Linked DNA regions of Homo sapiens: regions 2, 3 and 4 are each linked to region 1. Evidence: read pairs that join two places in POLR2A ChIA-PET (ENCODE). Cell type or tissue: MCF 10A. All regions are shown on one strand. Each heading gives the region's core, and the rest is flanking DNA. Links, peaks and the distances in the headings are about the cores only. Region 1 has its middle 92 kb from the start of NR3C1. Region 2 overlaps ARHGAP26 (Rho GTPase activating protein 26). Region 3 has its middle 57 kb from the start of ARHGAP26-IT1. Region 4 has its middle 5.0 kb from the start of MIR5197.

Region 1 (4,939 bases), core at 275-4,274:
CAATTTTTTATAGTAATGAACCTTCTACAGCCAGGCTTGTATCTAAACGTTAGCTGATTCGATCAGGAGTGGGTGGACATCTGATAAATCTAGACCAATCCTATTCTTTTTCATGTATGTGAAATATTTTCTTTTTCCCAAAAGGGAAAGGCAATAGTGCCAATTGTGGCAGACAATGCCCTTTAGCTGAAATATTGCAATTATTGTTCTTCCTTGCCATCTTCTGCCCAATACTCATCTTTCTAGCCTCAGCTGCAGTTGATGGTGTACTTGAGACACAGTTCTATGAATGAGATATAAGCAAAAGTCTTTTGGAATTTTTTCAGAGAAAGTTTTTGTATTTCTGATAATATGAACAAATCAAGCTAGTAACAATCTTCCTCTTCTTTTTCCTGCTTTGAACATTGATGAGATATCTGGAGCTCTGACAGTTATCTTGCAACCATGAGGTCAAGAAAAGGTCAAGAGAATCACAGAGATGACAGCCTTAACATCACTGGACCACTCACTCAGTGCCAGAAACTACCTGCCTCTAGACACCTTGCTATGTAAACACGAATAAATACATTTTCAACTGTTTAAGACCGTCTGGATTAGAGTTTTTTAAAAAAGGCTTTTGAACTGATACAATGGCATGTTGTAAAGAGAGATTAAGTTCCACCACCTGTTCCAGTTTGCCAATATTCCTGTTAATGAGGCACCTCAGATCGAAGGCTCTATTCCAGGAGAATCAGATTTTTATCAAATGGAGGGAGGCTGTCATTTTTTCTCATTTTAATGTATACATGTATATTATTATGTCCCAAGATCAAGCTTGCTCATTTGGTAGCCTTATAACACTGGTGAGTCATCTTAAACTTACTGCCAACTCAGGCCCCAGCATCCTTGACTAGCAGTTTGGTATTTATAAGGCAGTGTTCCTTACAGTAAGTAGAAAGTATAATCCATGACTGGTAAGCAGAGGCTCATACAGGCTAAAGTACTTTCCCCAAAGCCATGCAAGTCACAGAATTCCTTTGACCCTTCTTTCCCCTAAGAACTTCTCTTCAGTCTGCCCCCGTGGGCTCCCATGCACCCATGTTTGCATTCTTGGTCCTACCTGATTGGTTCAAGTGTGGATACCTGACTGAAGCTGTACTAGTCCTGTTGTCTCTCTGCAGTGCTTTCAAGATTGGAAAATCATTCCGATTTTTAAAGAATTCATTGCAATGGATGTGGAATGAGACTCAAAGTCCCAACATTATTTCAGAAACCTGTTAATCTTGAAGAGCAGGTATATGTAGGTCATTAGAGATAACAGTCAAAAATGTCTCCTGCTGAAATTGGTGTGTCCCCCTCATACTGTGTTGCCACCTTACCTGACTCATCCTGCTCAATACTACTGTGGATTAGGTGCTCTATGCCTTTTAGTTTCTGTCTCTCCACATTCAACCTAATATACTTCTTCCTAGGAAGAAGTGTGTGCTACCACATTATATTATGGAGTAAGAAAGTAAACATTTTTTTCCAAGTAATACATGCTTATGTCTATGTATCTGTCTCCTTATAGTAAAATCTACAAAAAGAAGGCAACAGAAATAAAACATTGTTAATTTCAATGTAAGGAAAGATTTAAGACACAAATTGACTGCAAGCTGTTAGGGACTGATTGTACCTTTGCTCCTGTGGATACTGGGAATTTTAAGGCAGTTTTCATAAATGAGAGAATTCAAGCATTAGAAAGATTTTAGGGAAGGGTCTCTGAAAAAAAAGGATAGCATCTAAAGGTTGGCCTTCTCTATATTTGCATGGGGTTAGCCTTGAGCATTTTGGTTTACGCAATAACTTGGGTGGATCTTGTACTTTCATTCCTGAAGAGTGCAGTGAACTTTTTTTTCTGAGACAGCCTACAGTTGAGTGACATGTTTTAGATTACCAGAGCCCTCAAATTTCAATTTTAACTAGCTGGAATGAGCAGACATTTTATTTTTATTGTTTGGTATAGGAACTTTGAAGAGTAATGATTCTTCTTTGCCACCGGAGTAGTCTTTAGGAAAAACAAAATAGTTAAGGTAATTTCCATAAAGAATCCTGCTCATGGCAACAGCCCCCATTGATAATTAGTCCCATTCAGAGAGATGGGTATGGAATTCAACTAACATCTTATTTCTCTACAGGAAATGTTTAGGTATCCCCCATGTTCTTGACTGTCACTTGGGACTAAGACTATTTTAGAATGTAAGGGGAAGATAGAAGAGATTTCTTGGAAGCAAAGAAAACAGCCTATTAGGGTCAAAACAATTATATGAGGAGTCCCTGTGGGTTTTGCGCTAAGTAAGCATGGCCTTATAGAAAATACAGATTGAGGCAATCAGCTCCTTCCAATTTTATGCAAGCAGTAGCAATGGGAAGTATGCCAAGAGAGATGATTAAGGATTAAACAACAGCATGGGAACTTGCTCAGAAGCTCCAAAATGTTGTCGCCAGCACCTGATATTTCTACATCCCTAACTTCTGGATTGTGAAAGGTGGTGCCCTTCTCCCAAACTCCACCCCTTAGCCCACTTACAGCTCCAGGGAAAGTTGAGGAAGAGAAAGATTCTGTCTCTATCAAATCCTAATAGGGAGCAGAGCCAAGAGAGACAGGAAGAGGCATGCTCATTTCCAACCTTTTTTGGCAAGCTCAAGCGGGAGCAAAAGCCATTGCCAATTCTATTTTTTAATACAGATTTAAAAAGGGTTGTGTCTACACATGCAAAGGGGAGTGCACAGTGCACTGTGTTAATTTAAGCAGCACAACAATTTTTTTAATAAAAAGAAAGGCTGACTATTCAGATATTTGTTTTACATTTGGTAGATCCAAATTGGGGGAGGAGACCAAAGTGCAATAATTTCTCCTCTAGTTATGCGTGTGCTTTCCAGCCCTACATTTATCGCTCTTCCAGTTCCAGGCTGGGCCAGCCAGAGACCATCCCTGGGACTTTTCAGTTTGAAGTGAGGAGAGAGAAACTCTTTCCTTTTGGAGACAGAATTGAGTTGCTAGATGTAGTGGACCATGATGTGAGCGCACTTTGGTAGTCTGAGTTGGATAACTATTAGGAGAGAGCAAGAGGCCAGGTGCGGTGGCTCACACCTGTAATCCTAGCACTTTGGGAGGCTGAAGTGGGTGGATCACTTGAGATCAGGAGTTCGAGACTAGCCTGGTCAACATGGTGAAACCCCGTCTCTACTAAAAATACAAAATTTAGCTTGGCGTGGTGGCGGGCGCCTGTAATCCCAGCTCCTCAGGAGGGTGAGGCAGGAGAGTCACTTGAACCTGGGAATCGGAGGTTGCAGTGAGCTGAGATCATGCCACTGCACTCCAGCCTGGGCAACAGAGCAAGACTGTCTCAGAAAAAAAAAAAAAAGAGATTGAGAGAGAACAAGAATGATAGTGAAAGCTAGAGAATAAAAGAGTGATTCCAATTGTATAGTTTGATGAAATGAGAAGTGAAGGAAATGCGTGTAGTTTAAAGGCAAATACACATGCTTGGGCCTGAAAAGTTAACACAAATTGGAGTTGTTTGGTAAAATGGTAGTTGAGTAATTTGGAAAAAAAACCTCATGGTATGTATAGATGCCTTTCCTGGAAAGTCATAGGTTCAATGAATTAACAAATGTTTGTGGAGGACCCTCATAGGATTAGTCATGCTAGGCTATTTGCAGGGGATCCTAGATTGTTTGATGAGAGCAGGGACCATGGCTATTTTGTTTTGGTCTGCATAATCCCTTATGGGTAGATATTGTTATTACTTTTTTTTTTTTGAGACAGGGTTTTGCTCTGTTGTCCACAGTGGAATGCAATGGTGCAATCTCGGCTCACTGCAGCCTCTGCCTCCTGGGTTGAAGTGATTCTCCTGCCTCAGCCTCCCGAGTAGCTGGGGTCACAGACAAGCACCACCATGCCCAGCTAATTTTTGTAATTTTTAGAGATAGGGGGTTTTGCCATGGTGCCCAGGCTGGTCTTGAACTCCTGGGCTCAAGTGATCCTCTCACCTTGGCCTCCTAAAGTACTGGGATTACATGTGTGACCCACTGCAGTTGGCCTGTTATTAGCATTATGTAAAGACTCAGAGAGCTTAAAACTTGCCTAGGGTCATCAGCTAGTTAGTGTGACTGCAAAGCTTGCTGGTACTGCTATTACAATGCTATCTAGACAACAGGTATAAGACTGTTGTTCTCTGGGCTGATAGAAGAGAGAAAGGAGGACAAAGGAAGAATGGTTGATTTAGAACCTTTTTAGCAACATCTATCTATCTATCTATCTATCTATCTATCTATCTATCTATCTATCTATCAGTCATCTACCTACTTCCTTATCAGGGTAAATAGCTGTAACCATTTATTGAATGCTTGTATGTGCAAGACTCTATGGTATTTTATCTCATTATATCCTCACTTCAAAATAGATAATATTGCCCCATTTTATGGATGAGGAAACTGAGACTCAAAAGATCACACAGTGGATTAGTGTTAGACCCAAGATTTGACAGTGGGTTTGTCTGACTCCAAAGTCACCACTCTCAACTATTTTCTACACTGCTGCCCTGACAGAGGAGTTTCTAAAATAGTCTTGCTTCTCTCTTCTAGTCAGTGAATATTTCCCACAGTCTGTTTCCCCATCATATTTTAAAAGGCAGTTTTACATTCCCCATGAAAAATTTGTGCTCCAAAGATTATATATAAAGAAACATTCATTTATATAGTCAGTGTTACATTTAACAGCCTTTTTATATTCTAGTCTTTTAAATTGAAAAGTATCTCGGTCAAAAATTCAAACAGTCAAAATAGAGAAATCCAGCAACACAAATCTCCCTCCTGTCCAAGATACCGAGTGCTCTTCTCCAGAACCCACTGCTGCTAATCTGCTTCCTGAGATCCTATATGGATATATAAGTACAACTATGTTTTTTGGTACCTT
Region 2 (4,939 bases), core at 535-4,534, 360 kb before region 1:
TAGAGATGCATCATGGGATGCATCTGCCTAGCATAGTGCCTGGTAGGTGCAAAACTCATACATAGTAGCCATTTTTAAATGTCAATGATAATGGTACACAGTGAGGTTGTCACCAGGGGATGGCCAAAATAAACAGTAGGGAGAAAGCTTCTTAGAGGTTGCAGTCCTTGAGCTTTTCTTTCTATTATAGAGGCTCAGTAAGAGACTAGAGATGTTTATAGCACTGGTAAACTTGTTTTTTGGGGTTCCAGCTGCTCGGGAAGTTAGGAGTTTTTTCTTGCTTTTACTTGGTTTCCTTCTCTTCTTATTCCCTTGCCCCAGTTGAACTCAGCTACGTGTAGTGATTCAGTTTATCTTGTTGAAAATTTTCAGTCCTCTAGGGAAGATATGATACTGCTGTTTTCAGACAGCTGTGTTTCGGAGTGAGACTGATTTAACCAGCTGGCTGGCATCATTGGAGCCCGAGGACCCGCCAACCCATGGAGAGCAGCTGTTTGGGCTGAAATTCTCATAATTCTTATGATTTTGTTTCCTACACATCGGCTTTTGAGTTCTGTTTTTAAATGCACACAGAAAAGGAGAGAGGACCATGAGAAAGACTGATGTGTCTAGGGCCACTCATGGGTGAAAGGTGGCCCTAGACACATCAGAGACTGTTAGGAAGGAGAAAACTCAGGAGGGAGGAGACCAACTTCAAAGAATAAGAGATGGTAATGAGTGGATCCATAAATTTTGATTTTTCAATATATAGTGGGGGTGTTATGCAGCCATTAAGAATCATGTCTGAAGATTTTTTTAATGAATGAGGAAATACTGTATAATGTTAGATGAAATTATATGATACAAACAGAATAAAGAATATAATTTCAATGATGAAAAGTGTGTGTTAACATTAACTGGAATAATTCATACAAAGCATTTAACTTAGTGCCTGGTGTGGCAAGGACTCAGTAAACCATAGCTACAGGAGGGCAGACTCTCTAACCACAGAACGTGTTTGCCTCCTTCACTGTTAGACCCATAGTGCCTACTATAAAAGAGATGCTTAAAAGGTGTGTGTTGATTGAATGAATGAGCATCAGTATTATTGTATCCATTTAAAAAGGAATCTGGGGTAAAAAAAAAAAAAAAAACTGTTATCTTCTGAAATTGTATCTACAATTGTGGCTACTGAACCTCCCTGAGCCTTAGTTCTTCATTATAAAATGCTGAGGACATTACCTGTTGCTCAGGATTGCTGAGAACTGAGTGAGCTACATGAAAAGTACACAGTGTGACGACTGGTACCTAAGGGAGTCTGCAATAAGTGGTGGCTACTATAATCATGGTAAGCACCATATAAGTATTAGCTATTATAATTATTAAAGTCTGCCATACTTTTATCTGTAGAAATAAAGATGAGAGTTGTCATGATTTCTATCATTTTCTTCTCATTTTTTAGCATGAACTTTTAGAAGAATAAAAGCCCCTCCTCCAAAAAAAAAGCTTATAAATAAATAAAACCTAAATGCTAACAGTGGTTATCTCTAGGTGGTAAAATCGGGATAATTTTTTGTTTTCTTCTTGAGACTTTTCTGCATTTTTCAAATTGTCCATAGTACGTGTGTGGGTGTGTGTGTGTTACTTTTATCAAGATAAACGAGGAAAAGCTCAGCATCACAGATAACACGGAGCTGCTGAACTAGAAAAGGATGCTGCAGCTGAGGACAATTGATGAGGATTGGGAAATGGTGCCCTGCCCTGGGACCCTTTGTGAAATGTTATTTAAATACATGTTTCACAGTTTAAGAAAGTTGTGAAGTAATTGTTAAGAACTTAGAACCAATGGAGAAAAATAAAGGAATTTTTGATTCATTGGTTCTGGACAAAGGTAGTCAAAAAACTTCAAGTGCTGTTAACAGACAGTGGCTTCTATTGAGCACAGCTGCTTTCTTTTTCCCTGGAGAGAACAATAAAAAGACGCTTAGTGGAAATTGTGGCAGAAGAGGTTAGAAATGGAAGTGGGTGGTTATCAAACTCTGGGATAAGCTTCCAAACAAGAATGTTTAATGCCATTTCCTAGAAAAGTTTAAAATGAAGTCTTGAACAACTGCCAGTGGTCTTCTCGGATCTTTTCTTGCTAATTCCAAGACACTGCCAAGCTTTCCGTTGTACTGCTTCAGGCCTGTTTTCTTCCCAGTCCACAGATGTGAGTAACCTTGTTGTGAAACTTCGTTTGCAGATATTTAACACCGTGCCCGATATGCCTCTCACCAATGCCCAGCTGCACCTGTCTCGGAAGAAGAGCAGTGACTCCAAGCCCCCGTCCTGCAGCGAGAGGCCCCTGACGCTCTTCCACACCGTTCAGTCAACAGAGAAACGTGAGTCTTTGCTGCATAGGGCCAGCGTGGCATTCAGGGACATCCCATGCTACCTGCACGGCTCAGGGTGGACACTTCCAGCTTTTCTCTGTGTGCTACTGGCTTTTTGTGTCCTTGAAGACTGTATCATTGTGCCCTCCCAAGTGCCTTTGCTGAGTAACCCTGATAGGACAGGAAGCAATATTATTGAGAATGAAAGAGAAGGGCTGCCATTGAGGATTCTCTTTCCAGATCACCTGTGGACAAACAGCTGAGTCTCTTTTCCTCCTGCTCCTACACAATAAGAGCTGAGCTCAGGCACTGCTTCTTAAGCTCCCCTTTTGTTAGCAATTCCCATAGATCCAGTGTCCTTTCCTTTTCTCGGTTGTAATGAAATACCCATTAGTGTGAGTCACATGCCCTACTAGAATGTGACTCTGTGAGGGTGGGACCTTGTACGGCTTGATCTTTTACTCCACCTTTCATGGTGCCTGGCATGGAGTCGACACCTAAAAATATTTGAAATTCATTAGTGAATTAATTAGGGAACAATACCTTACTTGTTCCAAATACCAGTGTGTTATCACCACAATTATATCACATCCGTTTTTCATCTCAGGATTTCTGAGTTCTTTGCAATGATCAGGTACTGACCCCTAAAATATACAGTATTGTTTCAGCCTTTGCTCTAAGAGAGCCTCCATTTGCTCATCTGTAAAATAGGGATAATAGGACCCACTCATAGGAAGTTATGCGAATTAAATGAAATTATGCATTTCAGCATCTGGCATAAGGCCTGGGACATGGCAAGGGCCAATTACTGAGAGCAGCTACTACCATTATTGGTTACCGTTTAATCACACACAGATAACCAAGGATGGTTCATTCATGCAGCTGACGTTTACACGACACCTACCAGGGACTGGGAATATAAGCATGGGACCTTGGCTTTAAGGAGTTCAAAACTGAGTAAGGAAGGTAGACAAGTGACTACAAATGTGAGTCAGCATCACAGCTGCTTCATTAGAGATATACACATTGAGAGAGGTAGCAGAACACAGTGGTTAAACACACTCTGGCCCCAGGTCGTCTGGGTGTGATTCTGCCTCTGCTGCTCATCAGCAGTGAGTGGCTTGGGAAGTTACCTAATATCTCAGGGCCCCATTCTCCTTTTCTGCAAAATAGGGTTGATGCTTTCTATTTCATGGGGTTGTTCTGAGGATTAAGGCCCTTCAAATGTTGCCAGGAGCAGAGTCAGTGCTCAGTAAATGCTGGGTGGTAATGGCACAGGTATTGCCATCATCATCATTATTATAACTCGTTTCTGTGAGGTACAGTAAAGGGACAGAGGCAGGACAGTGAGCTACTTTGCCTTGAAGAGGAGAGGCTTCATATCTGGATTGGTATCTTTCTTTTTGTCACCAAAAAGGTGCTTATTTAATCCCCTTGTATTTCTAAAGTAGTGGCCTTCCTTACCATAACTTCTAAAAGCAAACCTTCCCCATCCCAAAACCCTTACTGCACTTCAAGATGTCATTGAATCTCATCATGTGGCTGTACCTTGGTATATTTAGCATCATTCGGGTTGTTTCAAATATTTTGCTTTTATAAGTAAAGCTACTATTAACATCCTTGTAACTAAATCTGCTCTTTTTTCATGAACATTTCTTTAGATAAATTCTTAGAATAATTTCTAGGTCAACAGATATACAACGTTTCAGGACTTTGACCCTGTCCTGGGATTGGCTTTCCTTCTAACAGTAGCCTGTGTTCCTTTTAAATATCTGGCTGGGGTCATTCTCACTGTGGTCTGCACGTGGCCTGGGCCCCTGCGAGTGTACCAGGGAACACTTGGAACAGAACTGGCCTCACTCACACCTGCTGAATGAATGAGGCATCAGGCTATGGGGTAATGTGCTTCTCAGGTTTCCAGGACAGCCACGGTCACCTAATGTTTTGTACTTATCAGTGTACGGTGTAGATTAGGAGAGGCTAGACAGTATTGGTAAATTCCCTAAGCTTAAAATAGTGCTGGGTATGTGGTTAGAATGAAGCAGAAGCAGCTTTGGAATAGGCTTTAAAGCATTCTCTGGGAGCTCATAAGAATGAAGATGGAGATCAGGAGAAAATCAGCTAGATCTTTGTCCAAGATTAATTTTATCACACAAGGCAGAGGATGAAAGTTAAGGATGTGTGAAAGCAGGTCTGTCTCAGCTGCAGAGCAAGCTGCTCTGTCCATGTCTGCAGATGGTAGACAGGGGATGCAAAAGGAGAAGACAGTGAACAATAGGGCCTTTCTCTAAATGTTAGGAAATGCTCCCTGGAAACATGACCGGAGCATACAGATATGCTCAGATATTTGTAGGGAGCCTAACTTTCCCTCCTTTCTCAGAGAATAAACATTTTAACTGCAAGTCTGTGTGTTCTTTAACTGCAATTTATATGGGTGTCTGTGTGTATATATTGGTTTGTTTTAGAGACCCCTTTTTTTCTGCGAAGCTAGCATACTATCCAAACCGGCATGGAAGGCACCCTGTGGGGGGGCAGTGGGAGAGTTGACTGGGGAAGACTGAGCTAGGAGCTGGAAGGTTCTGCTGGGA
Region 3 (4,939 bases), core at 262-4,261, 250 kb before region 1:
TAGATAGATAGATAGATAGATAGATAGATAGATAGATAGATGATGACTGATTGATAGATAGATAGTAGGTGGGTAGGTGGATGGATGGATGGATGGTTAGATGGTTGGATGGATGGATATATAGATAGTAGGTGGGTGGGTGGATGGATGGATGGTTAGATGGCTGGATGGATGGATGGTTAGATGGCTGGATGGATGGATGGATAGATAGTAGGTGGGTGGATGGATGGATGGTTAGATGGTTGCATGGATGGATGGTTGGATGGATGGATGGATGGACAGATTGATAGTAGGTGGGTGGTGGCTAGATGGATGGATGGTTAGATGGTTGGCTAGATAGACAGTAGGTGGGTGGATGGATGGATGGATGGATAGTAGGTGGGTAGGTAGATGGATAGCTAGATAGTAGGTGGATGGGTGGATGGATGGATGGATGGTTAGATGGTTGGATGGATGGATGGATGGATGGATGGATGGATAGACAGTAGGTGGTCGGGTGGGCAGATGGATGGATGGTTAGATGGTTGGATAGATGGATAGATAGGTAGCAGGTAGGTGGGTGGATGGATGAATGGATGGTTAGATGGTTGGTTGGGTGGACACATAGATAGATAGATAGATATGCTATATTAGTTTCTAGGGTTGCTGTAACAGTGTGCCACAAACTGGAAATTTATTATCTCACAGCTCTGAAAGCTGGAAGTCTGAGATCCAGGTGTGGGCTGAGTAGGTTTCTTCTGAAGATTGTGAGGGAGAATTTATTCCATGCCTTTCTCCTAGCTCCTGGTGGTTTTCTATCAATCTTTGCCAGTTCCTTGGCTTGTAGAAGCATCACCTTGATCTCTGTCTTCATATTCATAAGGCGTTCTCCCTGTGTACCTGTCTGTCCAAATTTTCCCTTTTTATTCAGCACACCAGTCTTATTGGATTAGGGTTCAACCTAATGACCCTATTTTAACTTGATTATCTCTTTAAACACCCTATCTCCAAAGAAAATCACAGTTGGAGGTACTAGGGGTTAAGATCTCAACATTTGAATTTTGGGAAGGGCACAATTCAACCCATATACCACAGGCATCTAAGTATATGCTAATTTTTACACAAACGCTAACCCATTCTCAACACTATTCTGTGTCTTGCTTTTTTTCATTTTAATATTCTTGAAGATTTTTCTACATCAATACATAGAGACCTGCCTGCCTCATACTTTTTAATGGCTGTGTAAAACTGCAGTGAATCACATGGGAGTAAAATTATTTACTTTCATGGTGAGGGATACTTAAGCTCCGTTCTAACTTTTGTTATTACAATAAAGTTTCAATGAATGCCCTTGAACATATCAGTTCATACTTTACGTGAAGCACAGCTGTAACATATTAAAAATGGAATTGTTTGTTTATACGGTAAGTGTATTTTGATTTCAATATCTACATAAACTGTTCTTACTCAGAGAGAGGACAGAGATGAGTTTATCAGATTAGCTAACAGCCACCATGGGTCTATTTCAGGTTAAAATTCAGGACTAGGAATGGTTCATAGAAGGAAGGAGGGGGATCTTTTTAAATTGACACTCATGAGCCCCCCAGTTTGAAATGACGCCCTTGAGTTGTGCCACCAAAAAGTATTTCTCTGTGTCTGCTGCAAGACCACATCTTCACTACAGAGCCCATGGACTGAAACTGTGTCCAGAGATTCTAGAACCTTCCTGAGGCTTGAGCACAGTGTTTGGAGCAGCACTGGTAGGTGGAGAGGAGAGAGAGGAGTGAGGGACTTGGAGGGTAGAGGGTGGTGCCCCAAACACAAAAGAAGAGATGTTCCGACTAATGCGAGGCCTACTGTGCATGTCATTTCCCTTCTTGTTCTCTCTGGTTCCCTTTCTAGGAGAATGTCTGTTCAGCTTCTGTTGAACCAAACCTCCAGGTTGATTTTGGCCAGGAATCCCCACTGGGGATTCCTGGTGGAGGGCTGTGAACTTGCTGAGGATATGAAGATATCTGAAGTCAATCAATCAGATTGCAACATGACACTTTTTATCTTTTTAACCTAACTGCCAGCTGGAAACTTGGAAATCCTCCCTCAGTTTTTGCTTATTATGGGAGACTGACTCATGGACATTAACTTGCTTCCAGCCCTTTCTAGCCCTACCCTCCCTGACTCAGCATTTTAGTATCACAAAGAAGTCCAGAAGTCATGTCCTTGGTGACTGTTGAAGCTGAAGCACAAAGAAGTGAAGTGACTGACCCAACTATCTATAACCAGGAGCAGCAGAGCCTGGGTTACACATCCATTCACCCATAGGTGCATGCATGAGACTCATTCAACACACACTTATTAGCATCTACCAGGTTCCAGGCGATATGCTAACTCCTGGGGCTACAGAGTTATAATTAAGATAGACCCTCTTCCTGCTCTGTTAACACTCATGGTCCTGTAGAGAAGATAGTCATGAAAGGAATTATTTGCATTTGTAAAATGTGCACAAATAAAGAAATTAACAAAAATGAAAGATGTGAGAGCTGTGAAGGAGATATTCATGGTGCCATGAGAGTGTGGGGGGTGGGTCAGAGACTGCTCCAAAGGGGAGCTGCATTTCAGCTGTGACCTAAAGATGTCTCCATCCATGAAGAGGCTTATTGCTGAGGTGCCCTCTTCCCTTGGACCAGAAAAGTAGGACAAAAAACCATTCCTCTCACTGACCACTCCAGACTTAAACAATGAATGAGAAAATTCCCTGGCAAGACAGGTAGCTAGCCATGTCCTGCTGAAGAAGCCTAATAGAGGGACTTTCCTGGCCCAGGAATAGTTTGGAAGATTCTTTATAAATGACTAAAGGACTATTCACTGCAAGTTCTAGCTTTCCTGCCTCTTCTCTGGACGGGGAGTTAGAACACCTTGCCTCTACTTCATTGTTAAAAAAGAAAGCTTCTAGCTCATCAGGCGTATCTAATGCTTCCTACCTGGCAATGAGGGGCCTGCTGGCCTCCACCCCAACCAGGGCAAGGGCAGCTGTGGAGGGGATTTCTTTTTTAACTGTGCTCTTGAGCCTGGCCTTCCTTAGACCCTGTTTTGTACCAGCAATAATTAAGTAATTGATGTATTCCTAGTTTGAAGACACAAGCTCAGGCCTGGGACCCAGCATGTCTGGAGCTGAGCCCAGGCATCACCAGCTCAGTGACCCAGCAAGTATCACTCGGGCCTTCCTTACTGGATCCTATGACTGTGAAAATGTGGGAAAGGAACTTATCTGTGGTTCATGAACACTGAAGAGAGAACCACTGTCTTCATTTCACTCTAGCACCATATGAAGTTGATATAATGATCTCCATTTTACAGATGAGAAAACAGAAGCATGGAGTTTTTGCCCAGAGTCACAAAGTCTGTAACTGATAGAGCTCAGATTTGAACCTGTATCTTTCAGATACTGGACCTTGCTTATAAACAGGCATCTAAGGCCAGGTGGTCAACAGAAAATAGACCTTATAACACAGTACAGGACTTTCTTCCCTCTCCACCCTTTCCTTCTTGTCCCAGGTAACTTACTTCAGCAGTTCATTACCTAGCAAGACAAAAATAATGAATATGGGCAGAAATGGGGGAGGCTGGCCTTTCTGTTTGCTTTACAACTAACCAAGGGGAAGGGCAACTCTGGGGAAAGATGTTTTGGGGGGATGGGAAATACAGTGGGGATTTGATTGTTTCCCAGTCATCTAACTTTGTGACAGAGGAGGGGCAGGTTTAGAATCTTATCCCTCATCAACACATGTGAACCTGTAACTGCCGGTGGGCCCCTCTCTCAACTGTCTCAGGAGCAGTCCCTGTAGCTTCTCCATCACAAAAGCCCCTCTGGGAGGCCAGATCATAAGATGGTGTGTGCCAGTGTGAGGTGCCACCTGGCATTTGGTGAGGTTTCTACTTCTCCAACCCCACTACTCAGTTGTGTTTAAAACAAGGACCCAGGCAAGTGCCAGTATCTTTGCATAAAAATAGGCCAGTCCTTTGAAACTGATGGCAGTTGCCAAATTTTTGAGCATGAAAGCAGTAGATGAGAAAGTTCCCTACCCATACCCACATCCAGTGGATAGCAAAAGCCCTAGGAGCAGAAATGCGCCAGGCCCACAAAGGGTTTCTGTTGAGTCTTGGTCATCTGTTTCACAGGTTCCCAGGCACTATGCTTCTCATTCTTACTGCATTGTGGACAAGTGCAAGTTAGACCTTGGTCAAATATATTCCCTCCTTCGAGTTTCGGTTTCTCACTGATAAGATGAAGTGATTGAATTAGTCTGTCTGAGATCATATGGATTCAAAATCTAAAGTTCCTCTTCCTTCTACTGCATTTGTCAGACCAAGGCAGAGTTGGGGAATGGTAGGGACAGGGCGGGAGGAGAGAGTGGGAGCAGTGTGTCCTGGGCTGGCAGTAAGGAGGTGTGTTGTCTATACAGAATTTAAACAGATAAAATCAACTAAAGGCTGGTGTCCTTCTTATTACGAGCTGGTGATTCTAAACAAGGTTATGATAAAACACTCCTCCCTGCAGGGTGGACTGATGATGCAGGGTATAATGATGAGCATACCACCCTGCTCTTGGTATGCTACTTACTGATACTCTTTGGTTGCCAGTGAAAGAAACACAACTCAGAATGGCTTCAATGAAAAGGATTTTATTGGTCCACATAAGTGAAAAGACCAGACATAATTGTGCTCAGACAGGGCTGTTTGCAGGTGCTCCATGATATCCTCAGGGATCTCCCTCTCTTCATCTCTTAGCCTCAGCCTTTCCCCTGACTGTACTAGCATCGCTCCCAGCAGCTCCAGGCCTGCACCCTATCAGCTAAGCTACCTCAGTGAGTCTCACTGACCCAAAACTTTCAGCAAAAGTTTTGGGCTTTCCCCTGGACCAGCTCGAGTCTCATGACCGTCCCTGATTTAATGAGATGGAATA
Region 4 (4,939 bases), core at 549-4,548, 190 kb after region 1:
GAAGCAGCAGGCATAACACTCTGCTGTTGGCTGGTAACTGTTTCCAATAACAGACAAGCTGCATCAATGCAGGGTTTGGAATGCAACGTAGGACATAGCTAGGGGCCTCCTTGTTTTCTGTCACTAGGGTGGAGGGGGCCCTAAGGCAGGGCCTGGGTGGGCCTCTCTTCCTAATAACTCTTCTAATGAATCTCATAGCTGTCCTGGGAATTAGTTCTACCTTCTTCCTATCCATGGTAGGATTGATTTCCTTAATAGCCAGTGACTGCCTGTCATTAAGAGCTCTGGGACAGGGAAGAATGGGGACAACCACAGACCTCCTCCCTGCAAAATATGTTCAGTGATTGTGACTCACTGCATCATCTGGCCCCATAGAGCAATTTTCCAAATATTTCTCCTCAACATCTCTTTCCATCAAACTAAAATGTCAATTTTTTTTTAAAGCTCTGATTAAAGGATAAACAGTTTCATAATGGGATTTGAAAGCCTGGGCAATCATATCATTAAAAAAAAATTGGCTGCCAAGCAGCTTGCTCAAATGACACCAGGCACATTGCCTAGTGAACTTTAGGTGAATAGGCGATGGAGTCTGTCTGGGCCTGATTTGCAGAGACTTCTTAAAGAAGGGAATCTGCTGCAGGCATGCAAACTACAGCAAGACTGAGCTGTGCATGGCTAGTTTTAGGGAAGGCTCCAGCTTGGGGAGCTTGGAAGGTGGTCTTTATCAGCCTGCCAAGATATCTGTGTGGAATCACGCCCACCATTTCTTCTCCCAAAGAGACAGATGAACAGACTCCACTATGACCAATGCAATATGGTGAACAGATGTTTGCCTCACACAGCTGAAGTGAGCTGGCTTTCCAGAGATTTAAAGGAAGGAGAAGGTGTCTTGGGAACAGTGTTCCCAATATTATGATCCCAATCATAACTCATTGCTACCACTCCAGGATAGGGGGGCAGGGGCGGAATATAGTTCTGTGTCATCCACCAGTGGCTCCTCCGGGTCAAAATCCAGATCCAAGAGAATGTAATTCATGAAGCGATATTTACTAGATAGCTTCACCTGGGCTGACTGTGACATCACTAGCATGTTTAACCCTTCATTTACATTTACTTATCCACACTCTACCCTGACTCATATCCTTTGTTTCCATAATAAACTTTTAGCAACTATTGACATTCATCTTTCCCTGAGCTCACCTTTTTCCTGAATTGACCCCAACAACCTGTGAGACGGCCAAAGGCTTTTGCCTAGTCTTTGAGTCAGCTGAATACACAGATGCCTGAACCTATGCCAGTGCATCTTTATCATATTTGTAGTCCACCTGCTCTTTGTTTATCAGCTGTCTGTACACACATAAGATAACTCTGCATTCTCCTTACTTGAGTTGCATCAGTCAGTAGTGTCTTTTGTTACTGCCTAGGGTGAGCAAAGAACATTACCTATAGTGAATGAGGAACACCTTTGTTCATGCCACAAAATCCATTTTGTCTTTTTTAAGAATGCACCTCACTTTAAGTAAACTTAATATATGAAAATTTAGATTCCAGTAAGAAAATTCAAGTTTCACATAGCTTTTCAGGACCTCACTTGGCTACACAGAGCAGTGATTCTCAAGGAGGTTGATTACACCTCCTCAGAGATGCTTTAAAAATTTGTGGGCTGGGCACGGTGGCTCACGCCTGTAATCCCAGCACTTTGGGAGGCCGACATGGGCGGATCACGAGGTCAGGAGATCGAGACCATCCTGGCTAACATGGTGAAACCCCGTCTCTACTAAAAATACAAAAAAATTAGCTGGGTGTCGTGGTGGGCAACTGTAGTCCCAGCTACTCAGGAGGCTGAGACAGGAGAATGGCATGAACCCAGGAGGCAGAGCTTGCAGTGAGCCGAGATCATGCTGCTGCACTCCAGCCTGGGCAACAGAGCAAGACTCCGTCTCAAAAAAAAAGAAAAAAATTGTGGTGGCATTTTTGCTAGTCTGAATGATTGAAGTGATGTGACTGGCATTTAGTGAGTGGGCCTCAGGGAGGCTAGATAGGATAGTTTTATACAACAAAGAACTGTCCCAGCAGGCATCCTAGAGTCTCAAACTTAACTCTTTCAGACATAATAAAAAATATTGTATACAGGTTTAATATAGTCTAAATTTTTCAGGAATGCAACTACTTTATAAATCAAAGGAGATTGTATTTGATTTGTTTGGAACTTTACCAAGAGGTTTTCATCATTTGGGGGAAAAAAAATCACATCATGGACAGCAATGCAATAAGAGGTTTTCAAGTGTCCAATGTAACACACCTGCATCCATCTGCATTGGGCTGTGCATTCATGGTAATACTATTAGTATTAGTAATAGCAATATCCATGGTAATAAACTGTGTCTTTTTTTTTTTTTTTTTTTGAGATGGAGTCTTGCTCTGTCACCCAGGCTGAAGTGCAGTGGCGTGATCTCAGCTCACTGCAACCTCCACCTCCCAGGTTCAAGCGATTTTCCTGCCTCAGTCTCCCAAGTAGTTGGGATTACAGGTGCATGCCACCACACCCGGCTAATTTTTGTATTTTTAGTAGAGACAGGGTTTCACCATCTTGGCCAAGCTGGCTTTGAACTCCTGACCTCATGATCCACCCGCCTTGGCCTCCCAAAGTGTTGGGATTACAGGCATGAGCCACCGTGCCCAACCTAAACTGTGTCTTTTAAAAACTGTCTTCTAGTGTTGTCATGCCTGAGGATTTTACTGATGAAATGTGTTATTTTATTACAAATTACTTTTATCTCTCTTTCATATTATATATAGAGTACTTATTTTAAAAATTTTGTATTGGTTATATAATCTATAAATTTCTGTGTAGGATTGTAAAGAAACTGTTATTACCTTTTATATATACAAAGAGGACTTTAGGTTTTATGGAGATGAGAACCATTGGCCTAAAGCAACATCTGTCAACTATTCAGACAGAAACATTTTCCATTTGCACAAATAGAAGTGATTTCCTCTGTGCTAGATGAAAACAGTGGGGCCAAGATTTTCAACTTGTGTTATGGAAAGTCTGGAAAATGTGCTCTATTCAACAGGACTTTAATTTAGTCCGCCACTGATCAAACAATTCCTTTCTATGCCTAGCTTATTTTCATTCCAATATTTATTGATTCTATCACTGTGCTGGATATTGCAAGGATTAAACAACTCAGGGCCCTGACTATCTGGAAGCATAGACTGCCCTCTCTTGGAAGGCAATCTGCATGAAGAAAGGCATACTTCACAAACTTGGTACCCACAACTTTGACACCCAGGGCATCAAATGATGTTTCTTTTGATGAAAATTCTGAAATGCCCCTGAACCTTTCTTACAACACCATCAAGGTAGTTAACATGCAATGCTGGGGTTCTCTAAATCACAAATATCAGGTGGCCGATAAGGACTATATATTCTAAAAGAGAAGAGGAACGAATTGACTTAGAGGAGTAGGAGGAGGATGGGCTTTGGAGTTGGGTAGATCTGGGTTCATAGCTTGGCTCTACCACTTACTGTCTTACCTTGGGAAGGCTCAATTTCCTCCTCCCTAAAATGGTCATAATACCATCCGCATCACTAAGCTGATTTGAGGGTTAAATTAAGTCATAAACATAAAGTCATGGGTAGAACACCTGGCATATAAAAGGGACCAGACAAAATGTGTGAATCACCATCATCCCCCTTTCCTTGGGAGCTCTTAGATAAATCCTAGGACATGAGAATCAAAAGCGACCTTAAAAATGATCTAGTCAAATGCTCCACTAGACTACATAAATCTTCCTCTGTAGATTGTGAATGAAAAACTTCAAGCCTGCATGTTTTCTTCTCTTGATCAGTGTTAGCTAATTCTATTTTGGTTACCTAAATATCTTAAGAGTTGTAGAAAACAGAGATATAGATCAATGGAACAGAACAGAGCCCTCAGAAATAACGCCGCATATCTACAACTATCTGATCTTTGACAAACCTGACAAAAACAAGCAATGGGGAAAGGATTCCCTATTTGATAAATGGTGCTGGGAAAACTGGCTAGCCATATGTAGAAAGCTGAAACTGGATCCCTTCCTTACACCTTATACAAAAATTAATTCATGATGGATTAAAGACTTAAATGTTAGACCTAAAACCATAAAAACCCTAGAAGAAAACCTAGGCATTACCATTCAGGACATAGGCATGGGCAAGGACTTCATGTCTAAAACACCAAAAGCAGTGGCAACAAAAGCCAAGATTGACAAATGGGATCTAATTAAACTAAAGAGCTTCTGCACAGCAAAAGAAACTACCATCAGAGTGAACAGGCAACCTACAAAATGAGAGAAAATTTTTGCAACCTACTCATCTGACAAAGGGCTAATATCCAGAATCTACAATGAACTCAAAGAAATTTACAAGAAAAAAACAAACAACCCCATCAAAAAGTGGGCAAAGGATATGAACAGACACTTCTCAAAAGAAGACATTTATGCAGCCAAAAGACACATGAAAAAATGCTCACCATCACTGGCCATCAGAGAAATGCAAATCAAAACCACAATGAGATACCATCTCACACCAGTTAGAATGGCAATCATTAAAAAGTCAGGAAACAACAGGTGCTGGAGAGGATGTGGAGAAATAGGAACACTTTTACACTGTTGGTGAGACTGTAAACTACTTCAACCATTGTGGAAGTCAGTGTGGCGATTCCTCAGGGATCTAGAACTAGAAATACCATTTGACCCAGCCATCCCATTACTGGGTATATACCCAAAGGACTATAAATCATGCTGCTATAGACACATGCACACGTATGTTTATTGCAGCACTATTCACAATACCAAAGACTTGGAACCAACCCAAATGTCCAACAATGATAGACTGGATTAAGAAAATGTGGCACATATACACCATGGAATACTATGCAGCCATAAAAAATGA

Evidence for each region. Peaks named below come from ENCODE experiments on the same cell type or tissue, not always from the same donor. Only the 100,000 strongest peaks of a DNase experiment are listed, where the experiment ranks them.
Region 2: POLR2A ChIA-PET joins it to region 1 with 5 read pairs; 1 of 35 experiments calls an interaction of 5 or more read pairs at or near these places.
Region 3: POLR2A ChIA-PET joins it to region 1 with 5 read pairs; 1 of 35 experiments calls an interaction of 5 or more read pairs at or near these places.
Region 4: POLR2A ChIA-PET joins it to region 1 with 5 read pairs; 2 of 35 experiments call an interaction of 5 or more read pairs at or near these places.

The regions. Positions count from the first base shown.
Region 1 is chr5:143,493,490-143,498,428 of GRCh38, forward strand. No RefSeq gene overlaps it. Among named protein-coding and RNA genes, the nearest start is that of NR3C1, 92 kb to the left of the region's middle. In MCF 10A, for the core only: no CTCF peak of the experiment used is centred there; DNase peaks (open chromatin) are centred at 882, 1,832 and 2,502.
Region 2 is chr5:143,131,746-143,136,684 of GRCh38, forward strand. ARHGAP26 (Rho GTPase activating protein 26) reads left to right here. Exons shown (of 23, transcript NM_001135608.3): 19 at 2,222-2,360. Among named protein-coding and RNA genes, the nearest start is that of ARHGAP26-IT1, 58 kb to the right of the region's middle. RefSeq lists a silencer at 3,230-3,339. In MCF 10A, for the core only: no CTCF peak of the experiment used is centred there; DNase peaks (open chromatin) are centred at 2,156 and 2,726.
Region 3 is chr5:143,247,246-143,252,184 of GRCh38, forward strand. No RefSeq gene overlaps it. Among named protein-coding and RNA genes, the nearest start is that of ARHGAP26-IT1, 57 kb to the left of the region's middle. In MCF 10A, for the core only: no CTCF peak of the experiment used is centred there; a DNase peak (open chromatin) is centred at 2,126.
Region 4 is chr5:143,682,396-143,687,334 of GRCh38, forward strand. No RefSeq gene overlaps it. Among named protein-coding and RNA genes, the nearest start is that of MIR5197, 5.0 kb to the left of the region's middle. In MCF 10A, for the core only: a CTCF peak has its summit at 3,219 (motif pointing left); no DNase peak of the experiment used is centred there.